Regions from separate parts of the Homo sapiens genome. Here region 1 is linked to region 2. Evidence: read pairs that join two places in POLR2A ChIA-PET (ENCODE). Cell type or tissue: Panc1. All regions are shown on one strand. Links, peaks and the distances in the headings refer to the core of each region. The heading gives the core; the rest is flanking DNA.

What was found. ChIA-PET counts read pairs that join two places held together with the same protein. Peaks named below come from ENCODE experiments on the same cell type or tissue, not always from the same donor. Only the 100,000 strongest peaks of a DNase experiment are listed, where the experiment ranks them.
Region 1: POLR2A ChIA-PET joins it to region 2 with 10 read pairs; 3 of 35 experiments call an interaction of 5 or more read pairs at or near these places.

The regions. Positions count from the first base shown.
Region 1 is chr7:47,673,392-47,683,532 of GRCh38, forward strand. No RefSeq gene overlaps it. Among named protein-coding and RNA genes, the nearest start is that of LINC02902, 23 kb to the left of the region's middle. RefSeq lists enhancers at 6,713-7,226, 8,771-9,284. In Panc1, for the core only: no CTCF peak of the experiment used is centred there; no DNase peak of the experiment used is centred there; H3K27ac peaks cover 7,422 bases.
Region 2 is chr7:47,550,412-47,560,552 of GRCh38, forward strand. The region is part of intron 1 of TNS3 (tensin 3); the gene reads right to left. Among named protein-coding and RNA genes, the nearest start is that of TNS3, 27 kb to the right of the region's middle. RefSeq lists enhancers at 5,923-6,651, 7,380-8,107. In Panc1, for the core only: no CTCF peak of the experiment used is centred there; no DNase peak of the experiment used is centred there; H3K4me3 peaks cover 555 bases; H3K27ac peaks cover 8,000 bases.

The DNA.
Region 1 (10,141 bases), core at 1,453-9,452, 120 kb after region 2:
GTCATTGCAAAGGGTAGGCTTGAAGGGGATAATGTGTGGCCATATGGAATAAAAGGAACCTCATCTCATCGGCCATCCATCACTCCCCTCCAACAGGAACAGGTGGGTGATGGACAAAGGCTGTAGATACAGGTGCGTTTCTACCCCACCAAATTAACCTAAGAAAAAGCACGGTAGGAATGAAATTAGGCATTGCACCATTTATCTAATTTACATTTAGTGCCTTAAGAGCCTGTGAATGAACACTGGTTTATGCAGTCTGTTCACTCCGTTTTCAGTGGATTGCTGCAGAAGTAGCCTCTGATTTTATGGGGGCCTGCACACGCTGGCTCCTGCAGTCTTAGGGCCTGGTCTGAGGAGGGGCCCGGAGAGTGTGGAAGGATGAAAAATGGAGCAACCCGGGCCAGGTGCAGTGGCTTACACCTGTAATCCCAGTACTTTGGGAGGCCAAGGCAGGTGGATCACAAGGTCAGGAGATCGAGACCATCCTGGCTAACATGGTGAAACCACGTCTCTACTAAAAATACAAAAAATTAGCCTGACATGGTGGCACACACCTGTAATCCCAGCTACTTGGGAGGCTGAGGCAGGAGAATCGCTTGAACCTGGGAGGTGGAGGTTGCAGTAAGCCGAGACTGCGCCACTGCACTCCAGCCTGGGCGACAGAGTGAGACTCCGTCTCAAAAAAAAAAAAAAAAAAAAAAAGAAAGAAAAGAAAAAGAAAAATGGAGCAACCGAGGCTCAGAGGGTCTAAGGTGCTGGACGACGGCAACTGCAGGGGCAGACTCCGATTCCCAGCCTGGTGCATCCACCACTGGCCTTCATAGAGATTCTTGGGGGTCTGCGGGGGCCTGCTTTATGCCAGGCCCTGGAGGTATGGCCAGGAACACGACCCACTAGGCTCTGCCTCATGAGCTTACATTCTAGAAGTGGGAGATGGAGGTAATCAGTCCATATGGACGGGGTCAAAGGCCTCTCTGAAGATGCGGACTTTCCTAACACTCGCACCAGCCAGAGGACAAAGCATTCTGGGGGTCTGGGCTGGGAGGACACACGAAGTCCTTACAGTGCCAAAAAGCTTGGTCCCTCCCAGGCTGGACAAAAGCTCATGGTGGTTGGGGCAAGCAGGAGGGGAGAGAGGCAGAGCCAGGCTCTGAGCAGCAGGCAGGCGCCCCACCTCACTGAGCTAGGGCCTATGGGGCACGGTGAGGAGCTGGGTTTTAGTTAGAAGTCAGGTGGAAGCTGCTGGAGGATTTTAGGCAGGGGAATCATAGGGTATTATCAGCTCTACAAACAGAGAATTCAGGTGTTGTGTGGAGAAGGGATTCTGGGGGGCAAATGTGAAGGAAGAGAGGCCAGGTAGAAAAGTGATCAGAGCAGAGCAGAAAACACACCTGCATTCACACGCTCATGCACACACACATACACACATGCACACATACTCTCACACACATGCACACATACCCTCACAATGCTCTCACACAATTGTGCACACATACACACATGCACACATACTCTCACAATGCTCTCACATGCCCCACAGACACACACTCTCTTACAGACTCACACATTCACATGCACTCTCATGTACTCACACTCCCTCACACACACAAACTTTTATACATATTAGCATACACACTCAGACAAACATACACACTCAAGCACATCCCAGTGGTGACTGATCAGTGCAGTCACTGTGCACATTGTAACACAGGAGAGAAACGGCAGCTTTAAGGGATTGTGAGCCAAAGCAATCCTCCTGCCTTGGCCTCCCTAAAAGCTGGGATTACAAGCATGAGCCACCACACTTGGCCTCAATGCAAAATTTTTTTTGTTTTTTGAGACAGAGTCTCTTTCTGTCACCCAGGCCGGGGTGCAGTGGCGTGATCTTGGCTCACTGCAACCTCCACCTCCCTGGTTCAAGTGGTTCTCCTGCCTCAGCCTCCTGAGTAGCTGGGATTACAGGCACCCACCACCACACCTGGCTAATTTTTGTATTTTTAGTAGAGACGGGTTTTCACCATATTGGCCAGGCTGGTCTTGAACTCCTGACCTTGCAATCCGCCCACCTCAGCCTCCCAAAGTGCTGGGATTATAGGCGTGAGCCACCGTGCCTGGCCACCTCAGTGCAATTCTTAAATGACACTGAAAATTGTTAGCTTAGTATGATGTTTTTCCAGCCATACTGGGAATACTGAATTGACTTAATTTATGCATAGGAGGCAACATGCTGCCTGAAGAAAAAGTATCCTAAACCCTAATGGTTCAAGTCATCGGGTATTTCCAAGTTCACCAAGAAATTCAAACCCTGTCCTTCTTTACCATTTGAGGGAAAGCTGACACAGATCTAAATCTTGATGTCTTTCATGTGTACTGCCAACAAGTAAGGCAGCACAGAAGAGTAAAAATGCCTCAGTTTCTCAAATCTTGCTCTTGCGTTCAAATCTTGACTTTGCTGTCTCAGTCTGCCTGTGTATTGAATGGGTGCAATAACAGTTATCGCCCATTCTTTTTTTTTTTTTTTTTTTTTTTTTTTTGAGACAGAGTCTCACTCTGTTGCCTAGGCTGGAGTGCAGTGGCGCAATCTCGGCTCACTGCAAGCTCTGCCTCCCGGGTTCATGCCATTCTTCTGCCTCAGCCTTGCGAGTAGCTGGGACTACAGGCGCCCGCCACCACGCCCAGCTAATTTTTTGTGCTTTTAGTAGAGACGGGGTTTCACTGTGTTAGCCAGGATGGTTTCAATCTCCTGACCTCGTGATCTGCCCACCTCAGGCTCCTAAAGTACTGGGATTACAGGCATGAGCCAATGAGCCACTGCACCTGGCCCAGTTATAGCCTATTCTTTTTTTTTTTTTTTTTTTTGAGACGGAGTCTTGATGTCACCCAGGCTGGAGTGCAGTGGTGCGATCTCGGCTCACTGCAGGCTCCACCCTCTAGGGTTCATGCCATTCTCCTGCCTCAGCAGCTGGGACTACAGGCACCCGCCACCTCGCCTGGCTAATTTTTTGTATTTTTAGTAGAGATGGGGTTTCACCGTGTTAGCCAGGATGGTCTCGATCTCCTGACCTCGTAATCCACCCACCTCGGCCTCCCAAAGTGCTGGGATTACAGGAGTGAGCCACCGCGCCTGGCCAGTTATAGCCCATTCTTATAGCACTGAAGGAATTGTGCAATGGCTATGTAACCCCTGGGTCAAGTGCCTGATTCAAGATGGTGGAAAAACATTCCTTTCCATTCTATAGAACACATATGTATTGGATGTCTTTTCTGTGCTGGGTATAGTGCTTGGTGCTTAGGGAAAAAGCACTAGAGAGACAGATGTGGTTTGTGCTTGTGACAGTTTCATGTGTCAACTTGACTGGGCTAAGGGATACCTAGGTAATTGGTAAAACATTAGTTCTGGTGTGTCTGTGAGGGTGTTTGCAGAAAAGATTAGCATTTGAATTTATAGATGGAGTGAAGCAGATCCACTGCAAACTTCTCTACGCTCTCCTCCAAACCACATGGCACTCCTCTGTGCCGTGAGGTTTTGTCATGTTCGTTATCTGTGGATGTCATAGCTCTGCAGTTACCTGCTATGGTTTGGAAATGGGCTTATTCATCTCTACCATCGGTGCAGTGGCTTTGGGAGATGGGGCCTAGCGGGAGGTGTTTGGGTCATGGGGATGGATCCCTCGTGAATGTCTTGGTACTGTTCTTGTGGTGATGAGTTCTCACTCTGATGAGCCTGGATAATTTCCCACAGAATGAATTAGTTCCCGCAAAAGTTGACTGTTAAACAGACAGAATGCTTCTTGCATTTTGTTTCTTCAGGTGTGTCTTCTTGCCCTTTGACCTTCTTCATCATGTATGTTATGATGCAGCACAAAAGCTCTCACCAGAAACCAGGGCCATGCTCTTGAACTTCTCAGCCTGCAGAACTGTGAGCTAAATAAACCTCTTTTCTTTATACATTACCCAGACTCAAGTATTCTGTTTTAGCGACACAAAATAGACTATGATGGAAGATTGGTATTGAGCAGTGGGGTCTTTTTATAAAGGTACTTGAAAATGTGGAAGCCAGTGTGGAACTGGGAAATGGCCACAGGTTGAAAGAGTTTGGAGGAGCTGGCTAGAAAAGCACTGCATTGCCCTGAAGTGGGCATTAAGGATAATTCTGGTGAGGGCCCAAAGAAGACAAAGAGATTAGGGTAAGTTTGGAATTTCTTGGAGACTAGTTAAGTTATTGTGACCAAAATGTTTATAGAATTATGGACAGTAAAGGCCATTCTGATAAGGTCACAGATGGAAATGGGAAGTATCTATTTGGAAACTGGAACAAAGGTCACACTTGTTACAAATATTTGTATTTATGCCCTAAGGCTTTATGGAAGGTTGAACTTAAGAGGGATGACCTAAGATAATCTGGCGGATGAAATTTCTAAGCAGCAAATCACTCAAGAAGTGGTGTGGTTACTTTCAACAGCTTATGCTCAGTTATGGCAGCAAAAGAATGACCTGAAGGCAGAATTTACAATTAAAAGGGAAGCATAGAAATTTGGAAAATTTCCAGCCTGGCCATGTGGCAGAGAATGAAAGGGCATTTTCAGGAGAGGAATTTAAGAGTTCAGCAGAGTAATCACTTGCTGAGGAGATGACTGGGGGTGAAAAGGGAGCCAAGTGGTAACAGTAAGAAAAATGGGGGCTGGGCATGGTGGCTCACGCCTGTAATCCTAGCACTTTAGGAGACCGAGGTGGGCTGATCATCTGAGGTCAGGAGTTGGAGACCAGCCTGGCCAACATAGTGAGGCCTTGTCTCTACTAAAAACACAAAAATTACCTGGGTTTGGTGGCGGGCGCCTGTAATGCCAGCTACTCAGGAGGCTAAGGCGGGTAATCGCTTGGCCAGGGAGGTGAAGGTTGCAGTGAGCAGAGCTGGAGCCACTGCACTCCAGCCTAGATGACAGAGTGAGACTCCGTCTCAAAAAAAAAAAAAAAAAAGGACAATGGGAAAAGGCTGGAGAGGCATTTCGGAGATCCCTGAGGCCTGCCCCTCCCATCTGCCCAGATGCCTGAAAAGGCAGAATAATTTGGGGGGATGGGCCTGGGACCCTGATGCCCTGTGTAGCCTCAGGAAGCTGTTCCCTGGATCCAGCCTGGAGCAGCGGTGGCACAATTGGCTGAGATATTAAAGTGGTGTCATTGTCTGGGATAAAACCTGAGGTTCCTTGTCCCATGGCCATGGAAAACTAGGATGCTTACACACCAGAGTGAGGTTAAACTCAGAAGTTTAATAGGCGAAAGAAAAAGAAGAGATCTCTGTGCAAAGAGGGGTCTCAGAGAAAAATGGGTTGCTGTGGTGAAATGTAGGAGGTTTTATAGATGAGCTTGAGGAGGCAGTGTCTGATTTACAAAGCACATGAAAGATTGGCTGGACCAGGTGTGCCATTTGCATAGCACGCAAATGGCTGAGGACACAGCTCCTGAGAACTCAAGTTGTAAGCCTTGGAGATGTCCATGTGATGTCAAGTCTGCAGGCACCTAGAAGGCGAGAGCTGTAGAGGCTTGGCAGCTTCCTTTTTGATTTCAGAGGATGTTTCTGAAAATCTAGGGTCCAAGGCAGAAAACTGCTGTGGGGCACAGCCACCATAGAGTCCCTCCTGGGGCAATGCCTGGTGGAACTATGGGGCCAGGGTCACCACTGAAAACCTGGAATGGGAAAGCCACCAACAATATGAAACCTCAGCCTGGAAAAGCTGCCAGCACCAAACTCCAACCCATGAGAGCAGCTGCATGGGCTGTGCCCCGCAAAGCCATGGGAGCAGGGCTGGCTAAGACACTCACTGAGTGTTTCCTTACTAGGTGTTGACTTCTGCAGCAACTGAAATATATTCCTTGTCTAATTCTGACGAGGCAGGCTAATTAGAATTCTAATGCATAAACACCCCCTTTAGCTGGGCACTGTGACTCATGCCTGTAATCCTAGCACTTTGGGAGGCTGAGGCGGGCAGATCACCTGAGGTCAAGAGTTCGAGACCAGCCGGGCCAATATGGTGAAACCCCCTCTTTACTAAAAATACAAAAATTAGCCAGTTGTAGTGGCACATGCCTGTAATCCCAGCTACTTGGGAGGCTGAGGCAGGAGAATTGCTTGAACCCGGGAGGCGGAGGTTGCAGTGAGCCGAGATTGCGCCATTGCACTCCAGACTTGGAGACACAGAGAGACTCTGTCTAAAAATAAAAAAAAAAAAAAAACCCAAGAAAACAAAAAACAAAAACAAAAACAAAACGCTTTAGCTGTCTAGAGAACATTAATGGTTGTGCATATATCAGTTGTTCTCAAAATGTGGGCTGTGGATACCTGAGGGTCCTTGAGAGCTCCTCAGGGGATTACTGTCCTTCCCATACCAGGACAATGTTCTTTGCCCTTTTCACTGTGTTTAGATTTTCACTGATGGTGCAAAAGCAATGGTGTCTGATACTGCTGGTGTCTCAGTGTGAATGTGGTCACTGACACTGTAAACCTAAAATAAAAGTCTAAGCCCCCCAACCCTCAGAATGGACTTCCTCCTAGGCCAGGGAACTCTTATATTTAACCTGAAAGACTGGTTCAGGCCATGACGGGGAGAGGGGGTTGGGCACGCCTCATTTTCCCTCTCAGGCACCAACATCAACGCAGACTTTAAGTCTGACAAGAAACATTTACAGGCCGGTTTGGTGGCTCACGCCTGTAATCCCAACACTTTGGGAGGCCAAGGCAAGTGGATCACCTGAGGCCAGGAGTTCAAGACTAGCCTGGCCAACATGGAGAAACCCCGTCTCTACTAAAAACACAAAAATTAGCCAGGTGTGGTGGTGCGTCCCTGTAATCCCAGCTACTTGGGAGACTGAGACAGGAGAATTGCTTGAACGTGGGAGGCAGATGTTGCAGGGAGCCGAGATCACGCCACTGCACTCCAGCCTGGGAGACAGAGTGAGACTTAGTGTCAAAAAAAAGAGGCCGGGCGCGGTGGCTCACGTCTGTAATCCCAGCGCTTTGGGAGGCCGAGGCAGGCAGATCACGAGGTCAGGAAATCGAGACCATCCTGGCTAACACGTTGAAACCCCGTCTCTACTAAAAAATACAAAAATTAGCTGGGCGTGGTGGCAGGCGCCTGTAGTCCCAGCTACTCGCAAGGCTGAGGCAGGAGAATGACATGAACCCGGGAGGCGGAGCTTACAATGAGCCGAGAGTGTGCCACTGCACTCTAGCCCGGGTGACAGAGCAAGACTCTGTCTCAAAAAAAAAAAGAAAGAGAGAGAGAGAGGGAGGGAGGGAGGGAGGGAGGGAGAGAGAGAGAGAAAAAGAAAGAGAGAGAAAGAAAGAAAGAAAGAAAGAAAGAAAGAAAGAAAGAAAGAAAGAAAGAAAGAAAGAAAGACAAGAAAGAAGAAACATTTACAATCTACTGTAATGTATTCTCCTGCAGATGAAGCCTGCTACCTGGAGGCTTCATCTGCATGAAAAAAACTTTAGTCTCCACAATCTCTTATCGCAACCCAGACATTCCTTTCTACTGATAACTCTTTCAACCAATTGCCAATTAGAAAAATTGTAAATGTACTTATAACCTGTAAGCACCCCCGCTTCCTGCTTCAAGTTGTCCCACCTTTCTGTACCGAACCAATGTATTTCTTCAATGTATTTGATTGAAGTCTCATGTCTCCCTAAAATGTATAAAACCAAGCTGCACCCGGACCACCTTGGACACACGTTCTCAAGATCTCCTGAGGGCTGTGTCATGGGCCATGGTCACTCATATTTGGCTCAGAATAAATCTTTTCAAATATTTTACAGAGTTTGACTGTTTTCTTCAACACAGAGTTCGTTACTGCCACAAACTTAGAGTAAGAAAACTCAGTTTCTGATTAAACAGTGAACACTATTGATCAAAGGTCGAGCCCCTGAGTACAGATCTCTTAAATATATCCTGTGGGTTGCAATTGGAAGGGCACAGAAAGCCCCTTTGCTGCTTGCTGAATGGCGCTTGCTGAATGGCACATGCTGTCTGAACAGAAGCGCTTGTGTGATCCTTGCCTTGGAGCTGAACAGACAGCCTTTGCCAGGGAAGGAGCAACTGACAGGCTGTGGTCTTTCACACTTGTGTATTGGTCGGCTCATAGAGACTCTTGTGAAGAGAATGGGGACGCTATTGACAAATGGGGTTTCTTTTTTCCTATTAAATAATAAAATGAGTCAACATTTGGAAGATCTGCTTAATTCAGTGAATCAACATTTTTCAAATGACCAACGGATGATGTTACTGATTCACGCATAGGTAAGAGATTCATTCAGTGTGCTAGAGAGACCAACAGATTTTATACATAGAGTAGGAAAAGTTCATTGATTCCACAGTGTAATTAAACTTTAAGGAACTATCGCATGTCAAGTTTTGGTGGATTATCAAATAAAAATATTGACAATAATCTAAAAATGCCATTAAAAGTGCTCCATCGGCCTGACGTGATGGCTCACACCTGTAATCCCAGCATTTTGGGAGGCCAAGGTGGGCGGATCACGAGGTCAGGAGATCGAGACCATCCTGGCTAACACAGTGAAACTCCGTCTCTACTAAAAAAATACAAAAAATTAGCTGAGTGTGGTGGCAGGCGCCTGTAGTCCCAGCTACTCAGGAGGCTGAGGCAGGAGAATGGCATTAACCCGGGAAGCGGAGCTTGCAGTGAGCCGAGACCACGCCACGACAGCCTGGGCGACAGTGCAAGGCTCCATCTCAAAAAAAAAAAAAGTGCTCCATCATTTCTTTTTTTTTGTTTTGAGATGGAGTCTCGCTCTTTCGCCCAGGCCAGAGTGCAGTGGCGCTATCTCAGCTCACTGCAAGCTCCTCCTCCTGGGTTCACGCCATTCTCCTTCCACAGCCTCCCGAGTAGCTGGGTCTACAGGCGCCCACCACCGCGCCCGGCTAATTTTTTGTATTTTTAGTAGAGACTGGGTTTCACCGTGTTAGCCAGGATGGTCTCGATCTCCTGACCTCGTGATCCGCCTGCCTCAGCCTCCCAAAGTGCTGGGATTACAGGCGTGAGCCACCGTGCCCGGCCTATCATTTCTTAACTACCTATCTACGTGAACCTAGATTTTCTTTTCATATTTCACCAAAACAATACTCTGCACAGACTGAATGCAAAAGCAGATTGAGAATCCAGAATCTCCACTAAGCCAGATATTAAATAGATTTGCATAAAATGAAAACGACACCATTCTTTCCACTAAGTTATCTGGTTTGGGCACATACAGTAGTTGATTTCCTTAAATTACTATTATTTATGTTAATATGTGATTGATTTATTACATTTTAAATAAATAAATGTTTAGTTTAAACAATTTCTACTATGATAAATATTGATAGTATGAAACACATAAACATCAGCTCTTTTGGCCTCTTAATAATTTTTTTTTTCTTTGAGATGGAGTCTCGCTCTGTCACCCAGATCACGCCACTGCACTCCAGCCTGGGTGACAGAGCAAGACTCCATCTCAAAAAAAAAAAAAAAAAAAGTTGCTCATCTAACAGGTACCTGTGAGAGACACGGCTCTGGAGACGAAGACAGCCTCGTGCAGGGGACCTCCTGGGATTGCTGTGGACCTTGGTCCTCCTCAACCCTGTTACACCCACACTGTCGGAAACCAAGGCCCGGGAGGTGGAGTGGCTCGCTCTGCTTCACACTGCTGCACCACAGCATTCACACCCATCCCAGGGCTGTCTGGCTGCATTCTCTCTGTTCTCTACAGTGCTTCAGACAATGAGTTGAAAGTTTACAAACCTGTGCCACTCTATATTCAATATGCACTGACATAGTTGTGTAAAAATTACTTATATATGTCCTAGAAGTGGTATTTACAGATTGAAAAAATTCCTAGAAAGCAAATAAAATGAAACTGTAGGATGCGGAGTATGTGATTTTTATTTAAAAGTTGAGTGAAGATAATTTCCACTAGTGCTTCAAAGTGTTCTGATGGCTTCCACACCTATTAACCTGCACATATGAATCCCACAGTGTCCTGGAGAAATTGTTACCCCAGTTTACAGATCACGAAATGAGGTTCTGAGAAGTTAAGTAACTGAGTCACAGACACATTCAGTGTGGGCAGGCTGGTGCGGGTCTGAAG
Region 2 (10,141 bases), core at 1,420-9,419:
GTCCTGTAAGGCGGTAACCTTGGCTTGCTGTCCCTCTGACCTTCACCTTCCCAACCTCATGTAAGCAAGATGCTGTCCCTAGTTGTCCCACAGCAAGACAGCTAGGACCAGGAGATAGAAGCACAAAGACACATTTGCAGCAGGGTCTCAATGGGCAAGGCACATGAGAACAAAATCTCTATGTTCTCATTTCAAACACATATCACAATGGTCAATTCTCCTTCAAGGAATGTGTTCTAAGGCAATGACCATGCCTGGAAAGATCTACGTGGAAGGGCAGGGTACAGAATTATGCACAACAAAAAAGGCTGGAAGCAGTTTTAATAGCCAGCAACTGGGCTCTGGTCATTTTATGGTACTAACATAGAATGGGATTCGAATACTATGAAGTCACTAAAAATAATAATCACATCCATATTCACTTATATGGAAAACGCCCATGGGATATTAACAAAGTTACAAAACAAAACAGACCTAAGTTTTGGTCATTCCTAAACAGTCTTACCCCACTCCTGAGGAGTCATGCCACCCCAAAGAGACAGAATTTTGCTGTGGAGTGACTGAGCACATCTCCCAAGTCTGCACCCAGCCAAGGAACATGAGCTCACTCAGAAAAAGGGCAAGGAGGGGCTCAGCCTCTTGGGAGCCTGGGTGAATAGCATTCACCAGACCTGTGGGAAGCGCCAGGAAGATCTTCCTAAAACACCCGGTTCCTTCAGGAAGCATCTCCTCGGAGTGCCCCTGCTTCTTTCTCAAATGGGCAAGGTGGGCTCCCTGCTGCACAGAGGGCAGACAAGCTCTAGCACCTGAGCTCCCGGGCAGAAGGCTGGCCTGGTGTCCACTTCCTGCCGCTGGACTCGGGAACTGAGCAAAAGCAGGTGGCTAGACCCTGGGCACGTCCTGAAGGTGGAGGCCCAGTGGGGCACAGCCATGGACTGGATGGTTCTGTCTCACTCCAGGTGTTTCCTTAAGCAAATGGGGAGACCACGGAGGAGGTGGGTGAGGGCACAAAACGTCATGTGGCTGGAGCCCTGGGTGTGGCCACCTCAGGCCAAAGGGAAGGAGCTAGAGTTCCAGCATAGCCACCAGGAGCAGGGGAGCCTTTGGCTGGGTCAGGGTTCAAAACTACAGGCAAGGAGACCCCCAGTGGAATAATTCATGCCTTGGGGAGCACTTTGAAAAGTCATTGGACAGTCTACAATGAGAACTACGAAAACATTCGCACTGCAGACCCTGCTCTTTCCACACCTGTGAATCTCAACTCAGTAAGTGTCCACAGACAGGAGAGAAACAACACCCCACACAGGCAAAGTTAAGTCAGCAGACCAAGGTTCACACTGTGCACATGTGTGTTAGATAAGTAGAGAGTAAGAAGTGTGCAAATTCATGGAATGGAAGTATGGCTGTTATCACCCTAAATTCTTGCACTTGCAGAGACTGAAATAACAGGGAATGACGTCTGCTAAGGCACAGCTGGAGCGGGGCAGGGGTGGGGTGGAGAGGGAGGCTACAAAACCGTGTGTCCACCGGGAGCGATCCTTGGCCTCTCTGCAAATGCACTTCTTGTGTTGGAGTGCTTTTACAAGGAAAATGGAAACATTTAAACAGACATTGAAAAGGGGCGGCATTCTTACCCACCATATTTATCTGCATAAACCTCCCCACGCCCATCACATTCTTCTGGCACACCTAATTCATTTCTTTTTTTTTCATTATTTTTCTCCTGAGGCTATTTTGGCTGCAAGATAGATTCTAACAGAATAACAGGGATTTAACAAATAAAAGGAATGCTTAGGGATGCGTTAACAGTAATCTTGCCAAGCCAGGAAGCCGTCTAGAGCTTGGCACATGAGTGAAGGCGAGAAACAATTTGCCTGGAGAAACAAGAAGAAAAATAACAACAAAAAATCACTCTCTGCCTCCGTTGCAGAAATCAACAAGACACACACAGGCAGACAGACCTCGTTTTATTGTGCTTTGCTTTATTGAACTTTGCAGATACTCAGTTTTTTTTAACAAACTAAAGGTTTGTGGCAACCCCACGTCAGTGCCATTTTCCCAAAAGCATGAGCTCACTTCTGGTCCCTGTGTCACATTTTGGAAGCTCTCACCATATTTCAAACTTTTTCATTATTATTATATCTTTCATGGTTATTTGTGATCTGTGCTCTTTGATGTTACTATTGTAATTGTTTTGGGGTGCCATGAACCAAATCCATATAAGACTGCGAACTCAATGGATAAACGTTCTGTGTGTTCTGATGCTCTGGACTGCTCTTTCCCTCTCCTCGGACCTCCATATTCCCTGAGACACAACAACACTGAAATCAGGCCAATTAATAACCAGTAGTGTTGAAGTGAAAGGAAGAGTCACATCTCTTAAAAGCTAGAAATGAGTCAGCTTAGTGGGGAAGGCATGTGCTCAGACAGGCTAAAAGCCAGGCCTCTCATGCCAAACAGTTAGCCAAGGTGCAAATGCAAATGAAAAGTTCTTGAAGGAAATTAAAAGTGCTGCTCCAGTAAACACACCAATGATAAGAAAGCAAAACAGCCTTTTTGCTGTTACAAAGAAAGTTTGAATGGTCTGGATTAGAAGATCAAACCAGCCACCACATTCCCTTAAGCCAAAGCCTAATCCAGAGCAAGGCCCTAACTCTCTTCAATTCTATGCAGACTCAGCAAGGTGAGGAAGCGGCAGGAGAAAAGTTTGAAGCTAGCAGAGGTTGGCTCAAGAGGTTTAGGTAAACAAGCCGTCTCCATAACATAGCAGAGTAAGGTGAAGCAGCAAGTACTAATGTAGAAGCTGCCGCAAGTTATTCAGAAGATCTAGCTAAGACCATTGATGAAGGTGGCTACACTAAACAACAGATTTCAATGCAGACAAAATCAGCCTTCTATTAGAAGATGCCACCTAGGACTTTCATAGCCAGAGAGGAGAAGTCAATGTCAAGCTTCAAAGCTTCGAAGCACAGGCTAACTGTCTTGTGAGGGGCTAAGGCAACTAATGCCTGGAAGTTGAAGCAAATGCTCATTTACCATTCTGAAGATTCCAGAGTCCTGAAGAATTATGCAAAATCTATCCTCCCTGTGCTCTATAAATAGAACAGTAAAGCCTGGATGACAGAACTTCTGCATACAACATGGTTTATTGACTATTTTAAGCTCACTGTTGAGACTTACTGTTGAGCTCACTGTGGAGACACTACTGCTCAGAAAAAAAGAGATTCGTTTCAAAATATTACTACCTGTTGACAATGCAGGTGGTCATGCAGCAACTCTGACAGAGATGTACAAAGAAATGAATGTTGTTTTCATGCCTACTAACACAACATCCATTCTATGGCCCATGGATCAAGGAGTAATTTTGACTTTCAACTCTTACTTTTTTTTTTTTGAGATGAAGTCTGGCTCTTTTTGCCCAGGCTGGAGTGCAATGGTGCAATCTCGGCTAACTGCAGCCTCCGGCTCACTGCAACCTCCACCTCGAGGTTCAAGCGATTTTCCTGCCTCAGCCTCCCGAGTAGCTGGGATTACAGGAGGCTGCCACCAAGCCTGTCTAATTTTTGTATTTTTAGTAGAGACGGGGTTTCACCATGTTGGCCAGGCTGGTCTCGAACGCCTGACCTCAGGTGATCCGCCCACCTCGGCCTCCCAAAGTGCTGGGATTACAAGCGTGAGCCACTGTGCCTGGCCCTCAAGTCTTACTTTTTAAGAAATACATTTTGGGCCAGGTACAGTGGCTCACACCTGTAATCCCAGCACTTTGGGAGGCCAAGACGGGTAGATCACCTGAGGTCAGGAGTTCAAGACCTACCTGCCAACATGGTGAAACCCTGTCTCTACTAAAAATACAAAAATTAGCCAGGCATGGTGGCGGGTGCCTGTAATCCCAGCTACTCGGGAGGCCGAGACAGGAGAATTACTTGAACCCAGGAGGCAGAGGTTGCAGTGAGCTGAGATTGCGCCACTGCACTCCAGTCTGGGTGACAGAGGAAGACTCCATCTCAAAAAAAAAAACAAAAAAAAAAACAAATCTGGAAAAGATTCAACAGTCCAGATGCCTTTAAGAACATTTGTGATTCATGAGAGGAAGTCAAATTGTCAATATTAACAGGAGTTTGGAAGAAGTTGATTTCAACCCTTATGAATGATCTTGAGGGTTCAAGACTTCAGTGAAGAAAGGAGCTGCAAATGTGCTGGGAACAGCAAGAGCACTAGAACTAGACGTGGAGCCTGAAGATGTGACTGAATTGCTGCAATCGCATGATCAATCTTTAATGGATGAGAAGTTGCTTCTTATGCATAAGCAAAGAAAGTGGTTTCTTAAGATGGAATCGGGCCGAGCACGGTGGTTCACACCTGTAATCCCAGCATTTTGGGAGGCTGAGGCAGGTGGATCACAAGGTCAAGAGATGGAGACCATCCTGGCCAACATGGTGAAACCCCGTCCTACTAAAAATACAAAAATTAGCTGGGCATGGTAGTGTGCGCCTGTAATCCCAGCTACTCAGGAGGCGGAGGCAGGAGGATCGCTTGAACCCGGGAGGCAGAGGTTGCAGTGAGCCGAGATTGCGCCACTGCACTCCAGCCTGGCAACAGAGCGAGACTCTGTCTCAAAAAAAAAAGAATGGAATCTACCCTTGATAAAGAAGATGCTGTACATATTATTGAAATAACAACAAAATATTTAGAAAATTACACAAATGTGGTCGGGCGTGGTGGCTCAAGCCTGTAATCCCAGCACTTTGGGAGGCTGAGGCGGGTGGATCACCTGAGGTCAGGAGTTCCAGACTAGCCTGGCCAACACGGTGAAACCCTGTCTCTACTAAAAATACCAAAACTAGCCGGGTGTGGTGGCAGGCGCCTGTAATCCCAGCTACTTGGGAGGCTGAGGCAGGAGAATCGCTTCAACCCAGGAGGCGGAGGTTGCAGTGAGCTGAAATCATGCCAACACACTCCAGCCTGAGGGACAAGAGCAAGACTTTGTCTCAAAAAAAAAAAAAAAAGAAAGTTACACAAATGTAATTGTGTAAATGTAATAAAGCAGCAAGAGGGTTTGAAAGGACTAATTCCAATTTTGAAAAAAGTTCTACCGTGGATAAAATGCTATTAAACACCATCACATGCTACAGAGAAGTCTTTCATGAAGGAGTCAACTGACGTGGCAAACTTTATCATCGTCTTATTTTAAGGAATTGCCACAGCCACCCCAACCTTCAGTAGCTACTGATCCGTCCAAAGCCATGAACTTGTAGGCAAGACTTTCCATCAGCAAAAAGATTTTAACTTGCTGAAGGCTCAGATGATTGTTACCATTCTTTAGCAATAACGCATTTTTAAATTGACATGTACATTGTTTTTCTAGACATACTGCCATTTTCACACTTAATATAACTACAGCTTAGTATAATCAACTTTTATATGCACTGGGAAACTAAAAGATGTGTGCAACTTACTTTATCTCAATATTCATTTTATTGCAATGGTCCAGTTGGCACCAAACTGCAGTATCTCCAAAGTAAGCCTGCACACACATAATACACACATGCACATTACATGCACATAGACACATACATGTAGGTGTGCATGCATGCATGCACGGTATACATGTGTGTGTTCATGTGGACACACATACACTTGTGTACATATACATTTAGGAACGTGCACTTACATACACACATACGCATATAAACACACACAAAGGCGGAGGCAACCAGTTGGAGTTCAGTGTGTGAATCCCATGTTCAGATTCTCCTTGAACCCACATGCCCTCTTTTGTAGAATAACCCTGTTGACAATTGAGCAGTAAGAGGTTCTAGTAAACTGCAGAAGATCCTGGAGACACTTTAAAATCAAAACGTGATTTTTAAAAAATTACCTTTAGTAAAACAAGTCAGCTACTCTAAGGAGGTTCCCAGATAGATTATTTAGAGTCCTCATCCTGAGACACACTAAGGGCCAAGACCCCCTGAGCAGGGGTCTCTCCAGGCCATCTGGGGACAACTCTGCACCCCCATGAATGTGGGTGTTCTGCCTGTCCTGGGGCCCTAGGAGCCTCCGGCCTGAGTCTGGGCATCTGAAGCTCTGAGGTAGGGAACCGAGGACGACAGAGGGCCCCACATCCCTTAGGCCCAATCCACAGGCGAGCATGATTATTATTTTGTTGGTTGTTTGACTTTTCTTTCCCTAAGCCCATAATTGTGACTTCCTCCCAACAAGTTCCTCCGGTCAGTGGGTACATCTGAGTCACACTCTGGGGGCAGGGGCGAGTGAAGCTTCCCAAGCTGAGGGAAGCAAAGCAGAGGCATAACAGCTGAGATCTTCAGGGGCTGCAAAGTGCGGGCCCCAGGCCAGACGCTGCCCGCTCTCACTGGCTGGGCTGAGGGGAATGCAACCTCCCATAAACCCAAATGGCAAAACTCCACAAGTCTTTGGTACAGTGAGCATGGCATGCAAGGAAGGAATGGCACCTGGCGATTCTCAATGCAACGGTGCTGGGCAGAAGGGCAGGTTGCAGCCAAGAGGCCCTACTCCCAGCCCTCTGTCCTCCAGTCCCTGCCACCAAGCCATGCCCCCCACAGACGATAACCAGGAGCAGCGGGGGCGGGGAGCAACAGAACCTGACCTGTGCAGGGTGTGCAGGGTGCCTAGTCCCCATCTTCCACCAGTTGGTGATGCATCCGAATCCTGATCTCTGCCTGGAGCACATGAGGAGGCTCAGATCCACCTTGGACAAGTCCTGCAAATGTCCAGGGTCAGAACAATCCTTAAGACCAACAGTGCGTCTGGGAAAGTTTACAAGCGTCCTACGTAAGGGAGAGGCTGACTTTTCGTCTTTCCTCAGGGTGCAGTCACGGGTGATATGCACAGCTTTGTCAGAGGCTTTGAAAACCAGCAGCCGCCAAGGCTACTTCCACCAGAACCATCAAACCTGCCTGCAGCGAGCTCACAAATGGACCTTTCTGTCCCAACACTACTATTTAACCCAACCCTCACCCATCTAGGGGGTGCTATCTTTTAATCTTTCAAATACAGGAAAGGAAGAGTCACAATGTGGAACGAAAAAAATGGTCCTGTCCATTTCTGCAATGCCTTTCCTTGCAACACATACAGAAATCTATCTTAAGTAACAACCAGGTAAAGCACCCATATGGGTAAATAACTGAAGGTTTTATGGGAATATGACGTGGCAACTGGCAGAATACTCTCTGGGATTTTTCATCCTAGTTTGTTTTTTTAAGTGCCAACTGACTTCTCTGCCTACTAATAATTGGAGGCGCTGGGGACATTTGGAAATGTGAGGACATTTTAACCATCACCACCACTGGGGTGGCCACTAGCATGTAGTGGGAGGAGGTAGGGAGGCCACGCCATTCCTAGAGCAAACTGTCCAACAATGAATTATTCCACACCACATGCCATGAACCACGCCTTACTGGATTACATCCACAGTTCAAGAATGTGTGTCATGGAATTCTCCAGAGGAAGTCTCCAAACTGGAAGGATGGCCTCTTTTCCAGAGGGCTGCGTAGAAGGCCTGCGGTGAGCAGGCCTCGGGACATCTCTGCTGTCTGCCCATCGTCCCTCTGGCAAATGACAAATGACGAGAACTTCTGCACCACTCCCACCCCCACCAAGGAGGCCTGAGCACACGAGGCAGGCCCAGGCTGGCCCTCCACTGTCCACCCCCATGTGGGTGCTGACGCCTGTATACAGGACACTGCTTCCTGCAGGCAAGAATGAGGGAGCCCGATTCTAGCATCAGAGCCTCTTGTAGGTTCCCAACATAAAAGGAAACAGGGTATTTGCCGTCCTGATAAGAGCAAGCTACAGCAAGCCGGTGCCGAGGAGGATCAAAGAGGCTGCGCCACCTCCTAGGAATGCTTCCTCGGCCTGCATTGTTTTCTTCTTTTATTCTTACCCCAGGGCAAAAAGCAAAGCTCCCAGTCTGTGCCTCATTTCAGGCTAACTTGACACTTGGCAGAGGGTCCCACACCCTCCTCCATGCAAGAGTGGGTGCCTCCACCAACCCCAACCCCTTTGTGTCCATCAGCCCAACTTCAAAGAGGCCGACCCCAGCACCTCCCCACCCTGCAGTGGAGCACACCTGCAGGGACCAAGAAAGGCCCAGGTTTTCATTCTAAGGACTTGGGGTTCAGGCCCACCTCTCCCATCACCTACTTGCAAATTTCCACCGACTCCTGTTTCGTCGATGGAAAAACTGGGACAAAATAACCACAGCCTCCCTGGGCAGGTTTCCCACGCATGAGGAGAGGACAAGGCCCACTGCCTGGGGCCCCCCTCAGCAGAGGGTCCCAGCTCTGCCTCCCCAGGGTCCCACTCTCCCACACAGCCACCCTATGGGACATTCCTCTGTGTACACCTGCAGGAAAACCCTGCTCAGGGTCCAAGTCCAAGCCCTCCTTGGTTATGTCCAAGGCCATGAGCAGGAGGAAGCTTTGCATGACCCCCTCGAGCCCTTCCACTCACCTGGTAATGGCAAAACTGGCCGCAAATCTCCCAGAGCCGAAATCTCCCCAGAGGGAGCCCAAGGGAAAGCACTGGAAGGCAGAAGCAAATCTCGCAACGCCCGTGTATATAGACCTCCCATGTCACTCTTCCAACCCCATGTTTAATGCATATTTAAATATACAGACAGGCAGGTCGTGGTGGTTCACACCTGTAATCCCATCACTTTGGGAGGCCAAGGTGGGCGGATCATGAGATCAGGAATTTGAGACCAGTCTGGCCAATATGGTGAAACTCCATCTCTACTAAAAATACAGAAATTAGCCAGGCATGGTGACGCGCGCCTGTAGTCTCAGCTACTTGGGAGGCTGAGGCAGAAGAACTGCTTGAACCTGAGAGGTGGAGGTTGCAGTGAGCCAAGATCACGCCACTGCACTCACACCTGGGCAACAAAGCAAAACTCCATCTCACAAAAAATAAATAAATAAATAAACAGACATCAAGACACATGTTCAGATTTTTAATAATGGGAGCGGGAGAATTCTCCAAGGGACAGCAGAGGTGGCTTCACAACATTGCATCTTAGGAATGTGCCCTTGGCGAGTTCCAAGAACTTTCTGGTGCAGGGCGGTGCCTCAGCCTCGTCACATCATCTTTACGCACCCCAGGACTATGCAGAGAATGGAGAACAAGAGGCAGGGATGGGGGCTGGAAGGGGCTAAAACAAGAGCCACAGGAGCCAATCTTACGAGAGGCCAGCCCTCCTGCTCTACATCTCTGAGGCCTCCATCAAAGTTCACAGCATCCTATGGCCCCAGTCTCCCTGGGGCCCTTGTCCATCTCTGCACTCACCTCCTTCCACTCCCCCTCATTCCAGGCCCAAGCTCCACCATGCATCTTCATCAGGGCAATGGGCAGCCTGGGGACCAGGACACGCAGAGAGAGCTGCTGTAGCATAGGACAAGGAAACCCTGGCCTTCACATTCGGCGGTCGAGCAGCCCTGATGATCTGATGAAGCTACAAACCCTGAGAACAATCCACACACACTACACCTAGCATGAAGGGATTCACGATGCTGCTGAGGGCCACTGGGGCCCCAAGGTAGGAAGCTGGGTCTACACCACCTGCTCCACCCCCGCAGGACTGCAAGAGCCGGCCGCGGGTCTCCCTTTGCAGCCCACCTCAAACTGGGCTTTTCTGCATCATTGCCATGGTCAGAATGTCTGTGACCCGCCCCCCTACCCCCAATTCCTATGTTGAAGACCTGAACCCCAAGGTGATGGTATGAGGAGCTGGGGCCTCAGGAAGGTGGTTAGGTCATGAGGCTGGAGCCTCAGGATGGGCTTAGGGCCTCATAATAATGACCCCAGGGAGCTCCCTCACCCCTCTACCATGTGAGGGCACATAGAAGTCACCATCTATGAACCAGGAAACAGGCCCTCACCAGACACCGAGGGCCTTGATCTTGGACTTCCAGCCTCCAGAACTGTGAGAAATAAATTCCTGTCGTCTATCAATTGCCCAATCTAAGGTATCAGGTTGTAGCAGCACAAACCAATTAAGATATCACTCTGTCCAAAACCTGGTGTTTTCATGTCTTCCATAAATCTGCCCAACCAAAGCCCTAAACCTAACTTCTCACCCGGTGGCATTCTCCCCAGACTCCCTTGT